3 separate regions of the Homo sapiens genome follow, and regions 2 and 3 are each linked to region 1. Evidence: chromatin loops called from intact Hi-C (ENCODE). Cell type or tissue: heart right ventricle. All regions are shown on one strand. Links, peaks and the distances in the headings refer to the core of each region. The heading gives the core; the rest is flanking DNA.

The links. Peaks named below come from ENCODE experiments on the same cell type or tissue, not always from the same donor. Only the 100,000 strongest peaks of a DNase experiment are listed, where the experiment ranks them.
Region 2: a loop joins it to region 1, with 5 times the contacts of the local background. A loop is called at or near these places in 45 of 110 quality-filtered maps.
Region 3: it touches region 1 in a loop (4-fold over the local background); 45 of 110 quality-filtered maps call a loop at or near these places.

What each region holds. Positions count from the first base shown.
Region 1 is chr2:48,415,714-48,424,156 of GRCh38, forward strand. No RefSeq gene overlaps it. Among named protein-coding and RNA genes, the nearest start is that of PPP1R21, 21 kb to the right of the region's middle. In heart right ventricle, for the core only: a CTCF peak has its summit at 5,220 (motif pointing left); a DNase peak (open chromatin) is centred at 5,198; H3K4me3 peaks cover 942 bases; H3K27ac peaks cover 915 bases.
Region 2 is chr2:47,855,545-47,860,073 of GRCh38, forward strand. All of the region lies in intron 1 of FBXO11 (F-box protein 11), which reads right to left. Among named protein-coding and RNA genes, the nearest start is that of FBXO11, 49 kb to the right of the region's middle. In heart right ventricle, for the core only: a CTCF peak has its summit at 2,483 (motif pointing right); a DNase peak (open chromatin) is centred at 2,717.
Region 3 is chr2:47,850,408-47,854,936 of GRCh38, forward strand. All of the region lies in intron 1 of FBXO11 (F-box protein 11), which reads right to left. Among named protein-coding and RNA genes, the nearest start is that of FBXO11, 54 kb to the right of the region's middle. In heart right ventricle, for the core only: no CTCF peak of the experiment used is centred there; no DNase peak of the experiment used is centred there.

The sequences.
Region 1 (8,443 bases), core at 3,698-6,197:
TTAAGATTATGTCACTCCATCCCATGCAACCCACAGATGCTGCTTGAATGCCTACTCTGTGGGTAGAGCTGCTCTGGGAGCTCTGCCTACTTCCTGTTGATCCCTTGTAGGAGTGAGAGGAGTGTAAAACACAAAGATAAACCATAAACAAATCACTGCAGGGCCATTTAAATCTTCACCTTCTCCCCAGAAAAGTCTTCAGCACTTTCACGCCAGGTTGGAAAATATGGCCAAACCTCCTCCCTCAGCCCTTTGCCCAACTCTTTTTCAGAAGTACCCCCAGGAGAGGGATTATTTAGAGATAGTTGTTGCCAGGGTGACAGAAACCAAACATCAACAGAAGTGTCACTATTTCTAAGGACACTTTGAGTGAAGTGCTCATCTGATGACCGACCCCATGACTGCCAGAGGCTCTTTTCCAGCTTTTTGGAATCTTTATCTTAGAAAACCCTTTGTTGTTGTGAAATGCTCTCAGGTCCAGAAAGGAAGTGAGGGTCAGTCAGCAATGCAATCGCAACCCCCTCAGTACACACAAGCAGCACTGTGGAATAGCAACTGTTTTTGAAGGACTCATCTTCATTTGACCCTGGCTTAGAGTTGGTCTATGAGGGCTGTTTCCTGGGGATTTCCACCTGAACTGCAAAGAGCCCTGGCCCCAGCTCATGCCACGTGGAGGATGGAGACAGCTGTATTTCTTGTGTGACTTTCTCTGTGTGGCAAGAGGTAGATGAAGGGAGTCAAGGACAGAGCAAGTCTCTCTACAATCCTGAGCATCAACATAGCAACAGAAGCATTTTGTGACTTGTGTTCCTAAGGGTAAGTTTAGGACAAATTACCAAAGCACATAGAATACACATTTGTAACTGACATTATTATCATTATTTTGCTTTTAGCTCAAGATTTATTCTTCATGATCTAGCAGTTATTCAAATGAGCATTTTCTTTTAGTAAAATCATTTGGCTTAGAGCTATCCATCTATTAATATTACCATTCATTACAAACATTTGAAAGCAGACATGCATTTGTATTTTTTTAAATTAATCTTAGTTATCATGCATAGTTGGGTTTGAATTACAGACACTTGCAAGCTCATAAAAACTGTAAGGGGGATAAATTCATAAAATTTATTTTGCAAATAAATAAGCTGTAAGAATCATCAAATATCTCCAAAGATAAAATGAATCAGGGAGTCACATGTCATTCTAATGACCAGCTTGTTAATCAGAGATTCCATAATTACATTCCTCACTGCACTGTTGTTGTTGTGAGGCTTCAATAAGAATATCAAGTTCTTGGTGCCCAGTAGGCATCTAATAAATGAGAGTTGTTATTAATATGTTTAATCCTCAAAAACAGACATACCTACAAAGACACACACACACACACACACACACACACACACACACACACACACTTATGGTCCTTTTAAAGGAATTCCATCTTTGGTGGAGACAGATGGATACCCCCTTCAGACCCTGAGCGTGAACATTGAATATCTATTCTTTGCTTTTTTGGAGCCTGGGTCATCTGAATACAATAAATATCCCTGAGAGCCTCTGTGAGTTCAGCCCTGGCTAGGTCAGCCCCTGAACACACACTACCAGGCTAACTGGGAAAACAAAACATCTAAGTAGGAAAAACATCCCAAGACTGCATCTGAGTAAGTAATAACTATTCTGTGGCATAGATGGGGTTTGAAGTTCAAGATCCACCTGGAATACAATTGCAAGTGCTGTGCAGAAAGACTCTGTGGGGCCAGGTGCGGTGGCTCATGCCTGTAATCCCAGCACTTTGGGAGGCCGAGGCAGGTGGATCACTTGAGCTCAGGAGTTCAAGACCAGCCTGGGAAATATGGCGAAACCCCATCTCCACAAAAAAATTAAAAAGTAGCCAGACATGGTGGTGCATGCCTGTCATCCCACCTACTCAGAAGGCTGAGGTAAGAGGATCACTTGAGCCCAGGATGTGGAGGCTGCAGTGAGCCATGATCATGCCATTGCATTCCAGTCTGGGCAGCAAAGTAAGACCCTATCTCAAAAAAAGAAAAAAAAGAATTTTCCTCCCGGTCCTGGAGGAGGAATATCTTCAAAACTGCCTGGAAGTTCTGGCTCCTGTCTGGGGTACACCTGAACAGGACCCTCTTTACCAGCCCTATCTGCTCCCTCTGCTCACATAACTGGTTCAACAGCCACACTCCTCATTTCTGTCCCCAAATAGAATGTATGCTTATGTGTGTGGCTTTTCACATGCTGTACCCTATGCCTAGAATGCCTTTCCTCCCATTCCCCCTAAAACTTCTATCAAAGCTTAGAGCCACCCTGAATTGCTCTCCTCTCATAACCCACATCCTGTCTGCCAAGACATCCAGGTGGGCTTCTATATGCTGCCTTCAGAAAACACCTAGAATCTGCCTTTGAGTCACCATATTGGTAGTGAATACCTAATCTCTGAACATGTCCTCTCTTACCTGAATCACTGCAAGAGCTTCCTAAATGTTCCCTGCTTCTGCCCTTGCTTCCCTGGCCCCCTGTATGCTCTCAACACAGCAGCCAGAGTGACCTCCTTGCAACACAGTCAGATCATGTCATATCTCTGCTCAGAATTCTCCAAAGCAGAGGTGGGCTGGAATGGCAAGCATTAGTTAGTGAGGGCCAATCCTGCACATCTCTCCCCTATCTGTGGTCAGGAATGCCACACTCATGGCTTGAAATAGGCCAAGGTGGGAGATTTACCACAGAAATTGGCAAATGCTACAAACCAGGGCTTTTTATTTTTATTTTTCTGAGACCTAGTTGGCCAGCATACCGCTGCTCCTATGATGGTACATTTCTCTCAGAGTCAAAGTCCAGGTCTTTAAAACTCCCCACAAGGCCCTCTGCAATCTGACCTTCTCTCCTCCTTCCTTGCCCTCTGCTCCAGTCACACTGACCTTGCTGCTCTTCAAACATGCCAGCACATTGTAGCGTCAGGGATTTTTGCCCTGGCTGCTCCCCATGTCTGGATCACTTCCCCCAGGTAACCATACCTGGGCTCTGCTTATTCCTTCTCTTATGGTAAGTTCTTGCTCAAATGTCACCTTCTCCTTGAGGCTTACCTGACCACCTCCCCAAAAATGCTAAACCCCTCTCCAACTCTCCTGACCTCCTTACACTGTTCTATTTTCCCCACAGCATTCTAACCCGCTATAGAATGCACTTACTTATTCTATTTTTTATTCATATTTATGCGCGGCATCCCTCCCCGCCACCCCACTAGAATACCACCTCCATGAGGGCAGGGCCTGTTTTCTTCCCTGATGCATTCCAGCACCTATAAGGGTGCCTGGCACCCAGAAGGCACTCAGTAAGCATTTATTGGCTGACCGGCTAACCTGATCTTCAAATGCCCACCTGCTCTGTATATCTTCCCTAAACTTAGCACCTTCCTGCCTTCCTCCTCTCCATCCCCAGAAGGTCCAGGCTTTTGTCCCTCTATGTTAGTGGAGTCCTCTTTGTACATGAAGCTGCTAAAGTGCTTCTGTTGCACCATAATGATTTTCTTACTAATGGCCTCCCCCATCAGCTGGCTATGTCTGAGCTCTTCAAAGCCATCTCCAGCACCTATCCCAGTGCCTGGCACATGCACCACCCCATTGGTCTATTAAATGAACATATGAATGTATAGAGGAACAGTAGCCAGAATTTAATTTTTCACATTGATTCCTTTTCTCCTCCAGAGGCCCCCTTTGGTGATAGCTCTGCTAGGAAGGCCTAGAGCAGGGAGGGACTGGGAGATATCATAGAGGGAGGCAAAAGGGGTGCTTCTGGACTCTATGCTCTGAGCAGTCTGGTTATGACTATCATGCTCCTGCCACTTCTCTGCTCAGCCGTTACTCCTGCCTTTCATAAGCTCTGATCTCCCTTGATCCCTGGCTAGGGTCAGCTTTACACACAGGGAAAGAAGACTGCTGACCGTGGTGTGATGCCAAGGCTTCAGGAAGGGTTCTCATTCCCAAATACTTTCTTTCTCTTTGTGCCACTTTCCTTGGAGTCTTCTTGGAAAGCAAAGCCTCAGCTACCTGGTTCACTGCTTGAGGTCGTGATGGATGCGTAGAGTATTTTCAGTTTTTCAAAAGGTTTTATGGAAATGCTGTTGTTTCTGTGTTGCTCAGAGTCTAGTGGGGGAGTCGGAAGCATGGGGTTATGGTTGTGGCAGAAGCTTCCAAGGAAAAGCTCAGGATGCAGGAAGAATGCCTGAGGGGAGGCCTTTGGCTGGGAGCACGGAGGGGTCCAGGAGAGGAACTCTTCAGGCAGAGCCAACAGCATCTCGGTGAGCACAGGGCAGTGGGGACCGAGAGGCCGCCCGGGCTGGAGGGCAGTGAACACGGGCAGCGCAGAGTGGCACCGAGGAGGGAGGGGCTGATTGTGCAGGCCCCTAGGCCATGACAGGGCTTCTGCTTTTTACTGGAGGCCACAGGGAGCCATCCGAAGCTGCCCCCTCTAAAGGATTTTCTTGAGCGGGAAGTGGCAGGATCAGATCTGCGATTGAGAGAAGCCCTCCCTCTCTCATCCTCCCGCTCAAGCCCTGTGTCCTCTAAAGCCCTGGCTCACGGAGCAGGAAGGTGGCCTGGAGCCCAGCAGGCACTCAGTGCATGGCCAGAGGGAACGGGAGGCCCAGGGGTGTGCAAGAGAATGGGCGCCCGAGCCTGCAGAGCGCCTGGCAGTTTAGAGCGGTCCCGCCATCTTCGGGGTCTTCCCTGCCACAGAGGCTTCTGAAGGTCGAGGCCCCTCGTCTGTCCCCAGTGACGCCCCTGTCCACACGGGCCAGCTCACTCCTGCTCTGCTAGCCAGGCCTATCCAGGACAAAGAAGGGGCTGTGCCCCTGCAGAGAGGGGGGTATCCTTTCCCAACCATCAAGTGAGAAGGAAGGGTCCACACCCAAAGCTAAGCCCCAGGGGAAGACAGGATGTCCCAACACATCCTGTAGAAGCACCTAGTCATCTTCCAGTTACCAATTTGCCTTACTTGTTCTGTTCAAATAGGGTAATTGTTTCCCCAAAAAGACTTGGGTATAGTGGAATGAAGTCACCAGAGACGTGCCTAAACAATGACAAACACCGGTCCTGGGTGCGCCGAAACCCTGGTAACCAGTTACTCAGACTGCGGGGCTGATTTTATCTTTCCTGAAGCAGCCGCGGAGCAAATTCAGTGATGGCACGCCCCCTGGTGGTGATACGAGGTTCTACCAGGCAGAAAGGACCGTTCTGGGGAGCGACTCCTCTGGGTGGAACGGAGAACGGGAGGAGGAGGAGGTTTCCGGACGTTCTCAGCGGCACATATTCATGGCTAATAATAAATGTTGATCTGTTGATTGAAATATGAAATAAAAGTGATTAATATAACCATTAGTAATCAAGGTATTGGAATGTGAGAATTTTAATAAAAGGTAAATCATCAGCCAAGGCAGGAAGAAAGCAGGGAGAGTTGGTCTGATAAGAGAAATAACTTTTGAGAGCGTCCATATACTTTCTGCTTTGACACTGTGGGTATTATATACTGTCTTTGTTTACCTAAGGCAGCCTCTCTTTTTATTTTGAAATTTTTCAAATATACACAAAACAGTGAAAAGAACTATAAATCCCCACATACCTACCACCCAAGTTCTGGAATATCAAGTTTTTGTCACTCTTGCTTTATGTATCCGATTTTATTTTATTTTATTTTATTTTGAGATGGAGTTTCACTCTTGTCCCCCAGGCTGCAGTGCAGTGGCGCGATTTCGACTCACTGCAACCTCCGCCTCCCAGGTTCAAGCGATTCTCCCGCCTCAGTCTTCTAAGTAGCTGGGACTACAGGTGCATGCCCGGCTAATTTTTGTATTTTTAGTAGAGACAGAATTTCTCCATGTTGGCCAGGCTGGTCTTGAGCTCCTGACCTCAAGTGATCTGCTCACCTCGGCCTCCCAAAGCGCTGGGATTACAGGCGTGAACCACCGCACCCGGCTGGCATGTTCTTACATAGCCACACGCCCTTATTTCATCAAAAACATTATGTAGGCTGGGCGCCGTGGCTCACGCCTGTAATCCCAGCACTTCGGGAGCCCGACGGGGGTGGATCACGAGGTCAAGAGATCGAGACCATCCTGGCTAACACGGTGAAACCCCGCCTCTACTAAAAATACAAAAAATTAGCCGGGCGTGGTGGCGGGCGCCTGTAGTCCCAGTTACTTGGGAGGCTGAGGCAGAATGGCGAGGACCAAGGAGGCGGAGCTTGCAGTGAGCTGAGACCGGCCACTGCACTCCAGCCTGGGCGAAAGTGCAAGACTCCGTCTCAAAAAAAAAAAAAAAAAAGAACATTTTATAATTCCTTGGAGTCATCTAAATCAAGCTCGTTCAACCCGTGGCCTGCGAGCCACATGCAGCCCAGGACGGCTTTGAATGCAGCACAACGCAAATTCGTAAGCTTTCTTAAAACATCATGAGATTTTTTGGTGTGATTTTTCCTTTATCAGCTCATCAGCTATCGTTAGTATTAGTGTATTTTATGTGTAGTAAAAGAATTCTTCTTCCACTGTGGCCCAGGGAAGCCAAAAGATTGGACACCCCTGATCTAAATGACCATACAAACAGTCTACATTTAGGCTTTCTTGAAAACTTATTGCAGTTGTCTGGTTGTTAGGTCTCTCTATCTCTCTCTTTCTCCTCTCTCTCCCTCCCTCCCCTTCTCTCTCTCTCCACCTCCCATTCCTTGTCCTCCCCTTCCTCCCTAACTGACTTATCCTTACATATAGTGAAACGCACAGGTATTAAGCATACAATTTAATGAGTGTTGACAAATGCTCACACCTGGTAACCCACACCCTCATCAAGATAGTGAACATTCCCATCACCTCAGAAAGTTACCACCTGTGCTTTGGCAGCGAACTGTGTCCTCACCCCCAAACCGCTTATCTGATTTCTTTCACCATGGATAAGTTTTGCCTGTTCTAGAATTTTATATAAAATGCACGCTTGCAGTGTGTAGTCTTTTTGAGTATGGCTGTTTGTGCTCAGCATGATATTCTTGAGGTTCATCTGTGTCTTTACTGAGTTGCATTCCATTGCTCGCATTTACTACAATTTGTTTATGCACTCTCCTCTTACTGAGCATCTAGATTGTTTCCAATTTAGGCTATTATGAATAAAGCTGCTATAAATATTTTTGCATAAATCTTTTTATGGACATATGTTTTCAGAGTGTACACTTATGTTTAGCTTTATGAGGAAAAACTTGTCTCATCTAAAGCACTTCTTGGTCTCCCTTTTTGTTCAGTTGTCCAATAGTTCAATATTCTGCACATACCCGTCAGCTTCCTTGTGGTATCACTTACCTGGTCCCTGCTCTGATTTCTAGATTTTGTTTGTTGTTGTTTTTTTTTTTTTTTTTGGAGACATGATCTCACTCCGTCACCCAGGCTGGAATGCAGTGGTACAATCACAGCTTACTGGCAGGTTTAAACTCCTCAGCTCAAGCCAACCTCCTACCTTAGCCTCCCAAGTAGCTAGAACTACAGGTGTATGCCACCATGCCCAGCTAAGCATTAGAAAAAGGTTATCTTTTGTAGAGATGGGGTCTCCCTATGTTGTCCAGATTGGCCTTGAACTCCTGGCTTCAAGCGATTCTCCTGCCTCAGCCTTCCAAAGTGCTGGATTACAGGCATGAGCCACTGAGCCTAGTCAAAATTCTGAAGGAAAATGCTGGAGTTTTTATAAACTGAAAGTTGGATCTAAAACCTGGAGGAGGGAGGCAGAGGTTGCAGCCAGCTGAGATCACATCACTGCATTCTAGCCTGGGTGATGGAGTCAGACGCTGTCTCAAAATAAAAAAATAAAACCTGGAGAAGACACACGTTAGTCACTATGGCAAGAATGACTCAGAAGTGATGCTATATTGTTTATCCTGCATCTCATTAGAAAGCACGTAAGTGGCATGCTTGCCCCACTTGCAGTTAAGACAATAAGACTGATCAGTAGATCTAAGGAGTGGAGGCCTGATTCCTCACTGTATCCTCCATCAACCTCTCATCTTTTGGCTTCAGATGATCTTTACCTTGAATAAATTCCTTTGTTAAGGATTACAAAATAGTGGCTTTTGAAATTCTGTCATCTCTCTACATTTATTATCTGGAATTCTTCTGTAAAGAAGCTTCCTTTATCAACTTTCCGTCATTGTCATTTGGCAAAGGCGGGAAAATGTGTAACTATTTGTCTGTAATTGCATGTGTCACTAGCAGTTTTAATTCACTAGCAATTTTAGTTGCTAGTGAAAAGTTTTAATCTGGCTGATTGTTAGAAACTTTCTAAAAGCTAAGACAAGAAAAGCTCTCATAATGAAGTATTATTCAAAATGTAAGTATGAGAGCTCCCTCATCTTGCTTTAAGAAAAAGATACATAATATAGAAAAACATTGACATATCAATGGACT
Region 2 (4,529 bases), core at 1,024-3,523, 560 kb before region 1:
GGAATGTGGCCAGGTGCAGTGGCTCATGCTTGTAATCCCAGCACTTTGGGAGGCCAGAGTGGGCTGATCACCTGAAGTCAGGAGTTCGAGACCAGCCTGACCAACATGGTAAAACCCATCTTTACTAAAAATACAAAATCAGCCAGGCATGGTGGTGCATGCCTATAATCACAGCTACTTGGGAGGCTGAGGCAGGAGAATTGCTTGAACCTGGGAGGCAGAGGTTCCAGTGAGCCAAGATTGTGCCATGGCACTCCAGCCTGGGCAACAAGAGCGAAACTCCATCTCAAACAGTTCAAAAAAAAAAAAAGGAATGTTGCCTGGTGAAGCAAAGTAGAAAAAGCTGTATTGCCTGGTAAGATATAGATGAGCCTACAACAGAAGACAGAGATATCAAGTTCATTCAAAACCTGAGCAAAAGCCAGGCATGGGGGTGCACACGTGCAGTTCCAGCTACTCAGGAGGCTGAGGCAGGAGGATCACTTGAGCCTAAGAGTTCGAGGCTGCAGCGTGCTATCATTACATTATGCACTCCAAGCCTAGGCAACCAAGTGGAATACCGTCTCTAAAGATGAAAAACAAACAAAAACCTCAGAGAAGCTTTTAACTCAGAAAATGCAAGTACAACAAAGGACACAGTGATATGTGGATCTCAAAACAAGCCAAATCTCACCAAACCACCAAACAAGCATAAAGATAGATTAAATAGATTTCCAGACACACAGAGACTTATAAAGTTAATCTTCTCCACAATCTTTCTTAAGAAATTACTTGAAGACATATTTCAGCAAAACTAAGGTGTAAACACCAAAAGAGGAAGACACGGTATGCAGCAATTAATGGACTATCTCAGGAAAGCAACAAAGAGAAGGAATCCCATGATAAAGGGTATAAAATAGGTCCAAAGAAACCAGTATACATTGGAAGAGGGCTCTGGGAATGAAATGTCCTTGAAAAAAAGTTATAGATTAGATAGTAGGAAACTTGGAAAAACTTGAGGACATAAAAGGCTGTAAGTGGTATGTAAAAAAGAATCCATCAAAACAGCTAGAAATAATCTTTTGAGTGGCCTACGGACAGTTGTATCAGTTAGTGGAGAACAAAACATAATTTTAGCACATATTCAGCACTATAGAGGTAAAATGTCCATATTCGTAAGGTGAACATTTACTTTTTAACTTCAACAATCAACCTACATATAAATCAATGAAGAAAACTTCACTAACAATAGGATAATTATATTATCAACTGTGATAATGAAAATGTAGAACTGAAACAGTACAATGTAAAAGGCAAGAACCACGAATGTCGTAATACAAAGGACGGAGTCTACAGATATTATCCAAGTTGAAGAAACATAAAATTAAGCTTTAAGTATATGATTTAAAGCTATACTGGGATGAGTTGGATGGTAAGAATGTTGTATGTAGACCATCACAGCAGAAATCAATAGACAATGTTTAAATGTGATAATGGGATAAACTCTGAGCAGCCAATATAGACATTACACTATTTATGCACAGAAACTCATCTACTTTAGTCAAAGTTCACCACTCAGGATCTTTACTTTGCACACAATTCTTTTAATTAGGGCACCAGATTTCCAAGTCTGCATACCTAACAGTGCATGTGGATTTACTAGAGATTATAAAATCAGTATACAAACTGCCCCATAAACAAACAACACACCATTTGTTTGGAGAGAAAAGATATACACAGCCATTAATGAGCAAGAAGGTATTTTTTTTTTTAAATCAGCAGAGACAGGGTTTTGTTTTGTTGCCCAGGCTGGTCTCAAACTCTTGGCTTCAAGTGATCCTCCTGCCTCAGCCTCCCAAAGTGTTGGGATTATAGTCGTGAGCCACCACACCTGGCCAGAAATTTTATGGTCTCATACAGACATACATATAGCTATACTATATATGCAACCAGATCATGTGAGACAAGTAAAGACTACAAATATAAAATAAGATGCTGTATCTGCAGTACAACTGATCTACATAGAAGCTTAGAAAATCAATAAAAATAATCATGGGGGGTAGATTTCATAGCAGGGATAGGGATGTGGTTTAGGGGTAAGATAAGGACAGACCATGAAACATGAAAAACTACATGTTCAGAGAGAAGGGACATTAACAAATGAGCAAAGCTAACTCAGGAGCTTTGTCACGAGAAGTCACAGTAAACTCGAGAAGGAAGTCTTCAGGAACTCAAAGTCATTGAATGAATATACAAAACTGGCAGACGCAGGACTACAGAAATATTTTTTAGGCAAGCCTGTTTCTTACCATCAAAATTACAAGACAGCCTTTGCAGCTGGAAATACAAGAATCATAAGGCAGACGCAGCAGACTTTTAAAAATCGCCATTATTTTGTCCTTTATATGGGCAAATATATATATATACACACACACATACATATATTTCAAATCTTTACCAAAGTAGATGAAATATCGCATTAAAGAACAGCAGATGGCGCCAAAATATCTTTTTAAAAAAATCATTGCCTTGGGTCACTATAAAAGAGCGTAAACTAGAAAAAAAAATACAAATTATCCAAGTTTTATTTTTATTTTTTTGAGGCGGAGCCTCACTCTGTTGCTCAGGCTGGAGTGCAGTGGCGTGATCTCAGTTCACTGCAACCTCTGTCTCCCAAGGTTTCGCCATGTTGGCCAGGCTGGTCTTGAGCTCCTGACCTCAGGTGGTCCACCCACCTCGGCCTCCCAAAGTGCTGGGATTACAGGCGTGAGCCACCGTGCCCAGCCCACTTATCCAAGTTTTCATGTAGTAAATCTACAGACTGATGTCAATAACAATGTTCTAAAGCATGAGTACTTAATGAAAAACATAATACAGGCCAGGCGTGGTGACTCACGCCTGTAATCCCAGCACTTTGGGAGGCCAAGGTGGGCAGATCACCTGAAGTCACGAGCTCAAGACCAACCTGGCCATCATGGTGTATCCCCGTCTCTACTAAAAATACAAAAATTAGCTGGGCATGGTAGCACATGCCTGTAATTCCAGCTATTCAGGAGGCTGAGGCAGGAGAATCCCCTGAACCTGGGAGGCAGAGGTTGCAGTGAGCTGAAATCATGTCATTGCTCTCCAGCCTGGGCAACAGAGTGAGACTCTGCCTCAAAAAAAAAAAAAAAAAAAGAAAAGAAAAATGAAAAACATAATACAAATGCAAAAACCTGAACTGACTTATCTAGAAAAAGGGTCGGGCGCAGTGGCTTATGCCTGTAATGCCAGCACCTTGGGAGGCCAAGACGGTTGGATCACGAGGTCAGGAGTTCAAGACCAGGTCAACATGGTGAAACCCCGTCTCTACTAAAAATACAAAAATTAGCTGGGCGTGGTAGCCCGCGCCTGTAATCCCAGCTACTCAGGAGGCTGAGGCAGGAGAATGGCTTGAATCCGGGAGGCGGAGGTCGCAGTGAGCAGAGATCGCGCCACTCTGCACTCCAGCCTGGGCGACTGAGCAAAACTCTGTCTCCAAAAAAAAAAAAAAAAAGAAAAGAAAAGAAAAGAAAAAGTATTAATAGCTATAAAATTAAAGGAATTCATATCAACATTTACTTCAACTCTTAATGGCACTAACAGAACTAATGAGCAATACAGGTAATTTAAAGCCACTCTTCAGAGATACGTATTTCCTTTCTTGATTCTAGGATGCGATGTATAAGCAGAAACACTACAATAAAATGTACCCAACTAATCTGAAGATCATCCAGAGTTCAAAATATTAAAATACAAAAATAAAAAATGAAAAAAAATTAAGGATTTAGAGAACTTGTGCCAAAGTCAATGGTTCGCTTTTATCATGATATTGGAGTTAAGACTGAATTCAATTTCAGATGTCTTGGAGGATTTTTTAAAAAAAGATTAAACTAATTTCACCGATTGGTGCTGTGAAGAGAGGTTGGGAAAAACTTGGCAAAGATTTAAAAGTAACAGGCTCTAGATGATTTACATACATACACAAAAAGAGTATATTTCCATAAATGGATGAGACCTCAAGAAAGATTCTCTTCCAATCCCTTGTATACAAACAGCTGAAGCTTTACTCTTGTCTTTCTTATTTGCAGCCCTCAAAGTGTTTTCACAGTTACGCTTTCAAGGTAGCTGGGGGGTTTACACCCTTCAAGCACTGAAACAGAATTTTAACTTTAATCATTTTGATTAAAAATATTTCCAAACCCAATTATGTTGTCTTTTAAGACAAGGATATTCTTAAAATAATATTAATACTTTCATATTATAAGATAATCATTAGGATCATGAAATAGTCTATTTTTTTGTGCTAGGATGAGACCTGAGATTGAGGCCCCATTTATCAGTACCAAGCTATTTTCTAGAATAAGTTATCCTAAATGCTTAGTTTGAGATTCTCATGAAAAGTTCATAGATTTTCCCCCCTTTCTTGCTGTCATGTTGCTGTTTCTAGCTGTCCATGGGCTAACTATAAAATCCTCTCTTCTCTGATAAACCGATAAAATAAGCTTAGGAGACATGTCTGTTTTTAAAGT
Region 3 (4,529 bases), core at 1,024-3,523, 570 kb before region 1:
TTGTCACTCAGAAAATACACTACACTAGGAATGGGGAGTCAGAAAGCATAGACTAGCTATCATAGCTATCATAATGTACATATGGTACAATACTGTTTCATGGTAGACGTGCCATTCAATTTTTGAGAGGCAGCCATATGATGTAAAGTGGACTATTAACTGTTGATGTCAAAATTAACAATACTCTATATAGAAAATGTCCACAGATTCATGAATTTGAAATGAATTTAAAAAATAAGTAAAAAATGTCTGTGGGCCCAGAATTGACCAAAGTTCATAACTTTAGTTTGATTAAAAGAAAATCTCCAACTGACAACTACTAATTCAAGGATTAAAGTCTCTTGAGAATAGCTTAAATTTTAATTCTTTCCTGTTATGTATCACGTTCTGTTCTCCCAAGACATTTTCTCTCATTGCTTTTGGGAAAAGGAGTGTAAAATAGTCTCTCCCCAGAATGGAACATTTAAAAATGTTTTCTTCCATTCTCATATTTGTTCCCCTAGTTTTTCACGTTCAATATTTCCTAAGAGTCAAAATTCATAAAATACATACAATAATTTTCTATTTTAACAAGCAAGAAAAAATTTTTTAAAGTTAGTAACTTCCAAAGATTTAAAATACTTAAGTTCAATCCAAGTTCAATTGGACAATGTAATTCAAAAGTAGTGTTTATGTCCAAGGAGAAACTGATATGGCCAGAGTTATCAAATATATCATTAATTCAAGAACAGAATGACCATAGCCCCAAATTAAGTCAAACCTAGCTTTAGCCTAACCTTGGACTCACAGACGTTATTAACTAAATGCTATTAATTTTTTCTTTTCTTTTCTTTTTTTGAGACAGAGTCTCATTCTGTTGCACAGGCTGGAGTGCAGTGGTGTGATCTCGGCTTACCACAACCTCTGCCTGCCAGGTTCAAGCGATTCTCCTGCCTCAGCCTCCCAAGTAGCTGGGACTACTAATTTTGTATTTTTACCACGCGTGGCTAATTTTTGTATTTAGTAGAGATGGGGTTTCACTATGCTGGCCAGGCTGGTCTCGAATTCCTGACCTCATGCTCCACCCACCTCAGCTTCCCAAAGTGCTGGGATTACAGGTGTGAGCCACCGCGCCTGGCCTATTAATTTTCATCTGTTTGCTAGTCATTGTGAATATGAAGGTCCATCACTGAGGGAACTGTTCTAGTAGGGGAGTGAGATATGTAAACAAATAAAGCAATATAGTAAGTGCCATACCAAGGACACACACAGGTGTTATAAAAGTATAAAACAGGACACACAAATCGTCATACGCACACAGTTTAAAAGAAAACAATTTAGCCTGTCCCTAATGTATTTTCACATAATATTTAGAAATTTCTAGAAATGTCTTTAGTTTATGGGCAAGGAGTTTAAGAGCAAGAGTGAAGTATGAAAAGCAAAATGAAAATATGGCTATATTCTTATAAGCATTAAATCCTTAACCTTTCCTTTGTGAATTCACACAAGAAACAACTTTTTTTAATACAGAATGCTTTACAAATTTGTGCGTCTATCTTGGGCAGGGGCCATGCTAATAGTAGTCTCTGTATCAAGCAACCAATTTTTTTTTTTTTTTTTTTTGAGGCTGAGTCTTGCTCTGTTGCCCAGGTTGGAGTGCAATGGCACTATCTTGGCTCACTGCAACCTCCACACCTGCTTCAAGCAATCCTCCTGCCTCAGCCTCCCGAATAGCTGGGATTACAGGCACCTGCCACCACACCCGGCTAATTTTTGTATTTTTAGTAGAGACGGGGTTTCGCCATGTTGGCCAGGGTGGTCTCGAACTCCTGACCTAAGGTGATCCACCTGCCTCGGCCTCCCAAAGTGCTGGGATTACAGGTATGAGCCACTGCGTCTGGCCAGCAACCATTTTATTGAAAGAAGAAAAACGGACCTCACCAGAGAGAGAAAAGGATGGAGAGGGGGCTCAGCATCATCAGCTCTTTACCAGTCCCATACTTTGACTATAATTTGTGGTACTGCAACATGATTTCTAGTAATGTTTTTTACAAATCAAGTAATCACCCGACAAGAAAGGTATTAATTTGTTCTACTGACAGGCAGTTCAGGCCATTAAAGTTAAGTGAAATGCTTAAGGTTAGAAAGCCAATAAATGGTAGCAAAATAATTTTTAAGTCAATGGACTCTAGATATGATGTTTTTATTTTTACTTTTCACTACTAAGTAATTTGGGTGTCTTTTAAAACTTTATTGTATCAATACAAATGATGATGGATGATAATAATGATAGTAATTCAAATAAATAGTGCCACTACTGCTAACAGTGTACCTAACACTTACTGAAAACCTACATGTACAGGCACTACTGTTTCAAGTGTTTTATACGTGTATCAACTCATTGAATCCTTGCATCAACTTCATAAGGGACATATTATTATTCCTATGTTATTGATGAGGAAACCAGGCAAAGAGAGGTTAGGCAACTCACACTAGGTCACACAGTATTAAGCAGCAGAGGCAGAATTTTAAATCACATGGGTAAGCTCCAGAGCCCCCTACTCTTAATCTCTGTTATACAATTAATTTTGCTAAATAATATTGGATATATTTATTAGGAGTATATTAGCCTATAAAAGAATACCATGGAACAGGACATAAACCTTTTGGAAATGTTTAATTTGAAGAATTTTTTTTTTTTTTGAGATGGAGTCTTGCTCTGTCACCCAGGCTACAGTGCAGTGGCACGATCTTGGCTGACTGCAACCTCCGCCTCCTGAGTTCAAGCCATTCTCCTGCCTCAGCCTCCCTAGTAGCTGGGATTACAGGCACTCACCACCAAGCCCAGCTAATCTTTGTATTTTCAGTACAGACGGGGCTTCACCACGTTGGCCAGGCTGGTCTCGAACTTCTGACCTCGTGATCCACCTGCCTCGGCCTCCCACAGTGCTGAGATTACAGGCATGAGCCACCGTGCCTGGCCCAGGAATTAAAAAAATAATAATAATACTTTTACATGTCATATTTTATTCAAATATATAAAAATACCAAAATATTAAATCAGATCCTTTATTTTATTAATAGGTAGCTCCTCAGATGTTTTAGTATTGTAAATAGTAGTATGTGGAGACAGTATAGCACAATGACTAAGGATACAAGCTCAAAAAAAACTGGCTCTTGGTTACATTCCTGGCTTAGTAGCCACCCTGTTATCTTGCATAAGTACCTTAGCCTCTTTAACTTAAGCTCCTCAACTCATTTTCAGTTCATCTATAAAATGGAGATAATCATGGTGCTTACCTTATAAAATTACTGTGAAGATTAAGTAAGACTGATAATACTTAACAGTACCTGGCAGAGATGACCTCTCAACATTAGCTATCATCATAATTGAGATGGGATACTGAAAGTTACCAAGGTCCACTCAAAATGTATTTCAAATTCCACCTGGAGGCTTAAAAAAAGTTATCCAATTTCATCTTCTAAAAACTCTTATGAGGTAGAAATAATGATTTCTATTACAAAATACTACTCATGACAGGTATTTAGAATGGTTCTAGAAGCTTAGAAGATAATGTTAAATCCACAAATGCCAAGTGCTGACCACAGATAAAAATGAATACTGTTCCCTTTAAAGTATCAGTAGTCATTAGGAGAGGCTATAAAACTATTCCAACAATCCTGCCAGTTTCAAAGTATGTATCACATTAATTCTTTCCGAACTATAAAAGTATGTTCACTTAGAAAATTTGAATAAAGAAAAAACACACAAAAGAGAAAACAGTTACTTAATGTCTCAGTTTAAGAATATTCTTTTTTTCTTTTTTTTGAGACGGAGTCTCGCTCTGTCACCCAGGCTGTCCCCAGGACTTTTTTTTTTTTTTAAACCTACCTATCTCTACCTTTATTCACTGTGGTCCCTACTGCTTAGAACACCCCTTTCTTTTCTCTCTACTTAATGTTTACTGTTCAGTCAAATCTCATGTTCTCTATAAAGTTTTCCACAACTTTCCCATCTTAGACTTATTTGTAATTACAACTTGTAAAAAGTCAAGTCAAATATGGAGTATTAGAAAGAAAACTATGAATACTGGGGGGTAAAGTGAATAAAATAAAAATAAATAAATAAATAAATAATAGAAAACAGAACCTAGCTGTATGACTGGACAAGTCAATTAACCTCTCTAGAATTCAATTCTTTGCCTGCAAAATGAGAGGGACAAACTAGATCAGCGGTTCTCAAAGCATAAATTAATTAGAATTATGTGGAAGTTTGGTTAAAACAGATTGCTGGGCTCCACCTCCGTAATTTCTGATTCAGAAAATTAGGGAGGAATGAGAATTTGCAGTGCTAACACGTTCCCAAGGGATGCTGATGGTGGTGGACCAGGATCACGCTTTGAGAACCATGGGAGTCAAAGAAAAGTCTTTGAATGCCAAGGTAAAACAACTGATCTTTATTCTGTTTTTTTTTTTGTTTTTTTTTTTAGTGGAAAAATTTCAATTACTGTTGTAACATTCATCAAACCTTTTATTAAGAGATGGCTTTG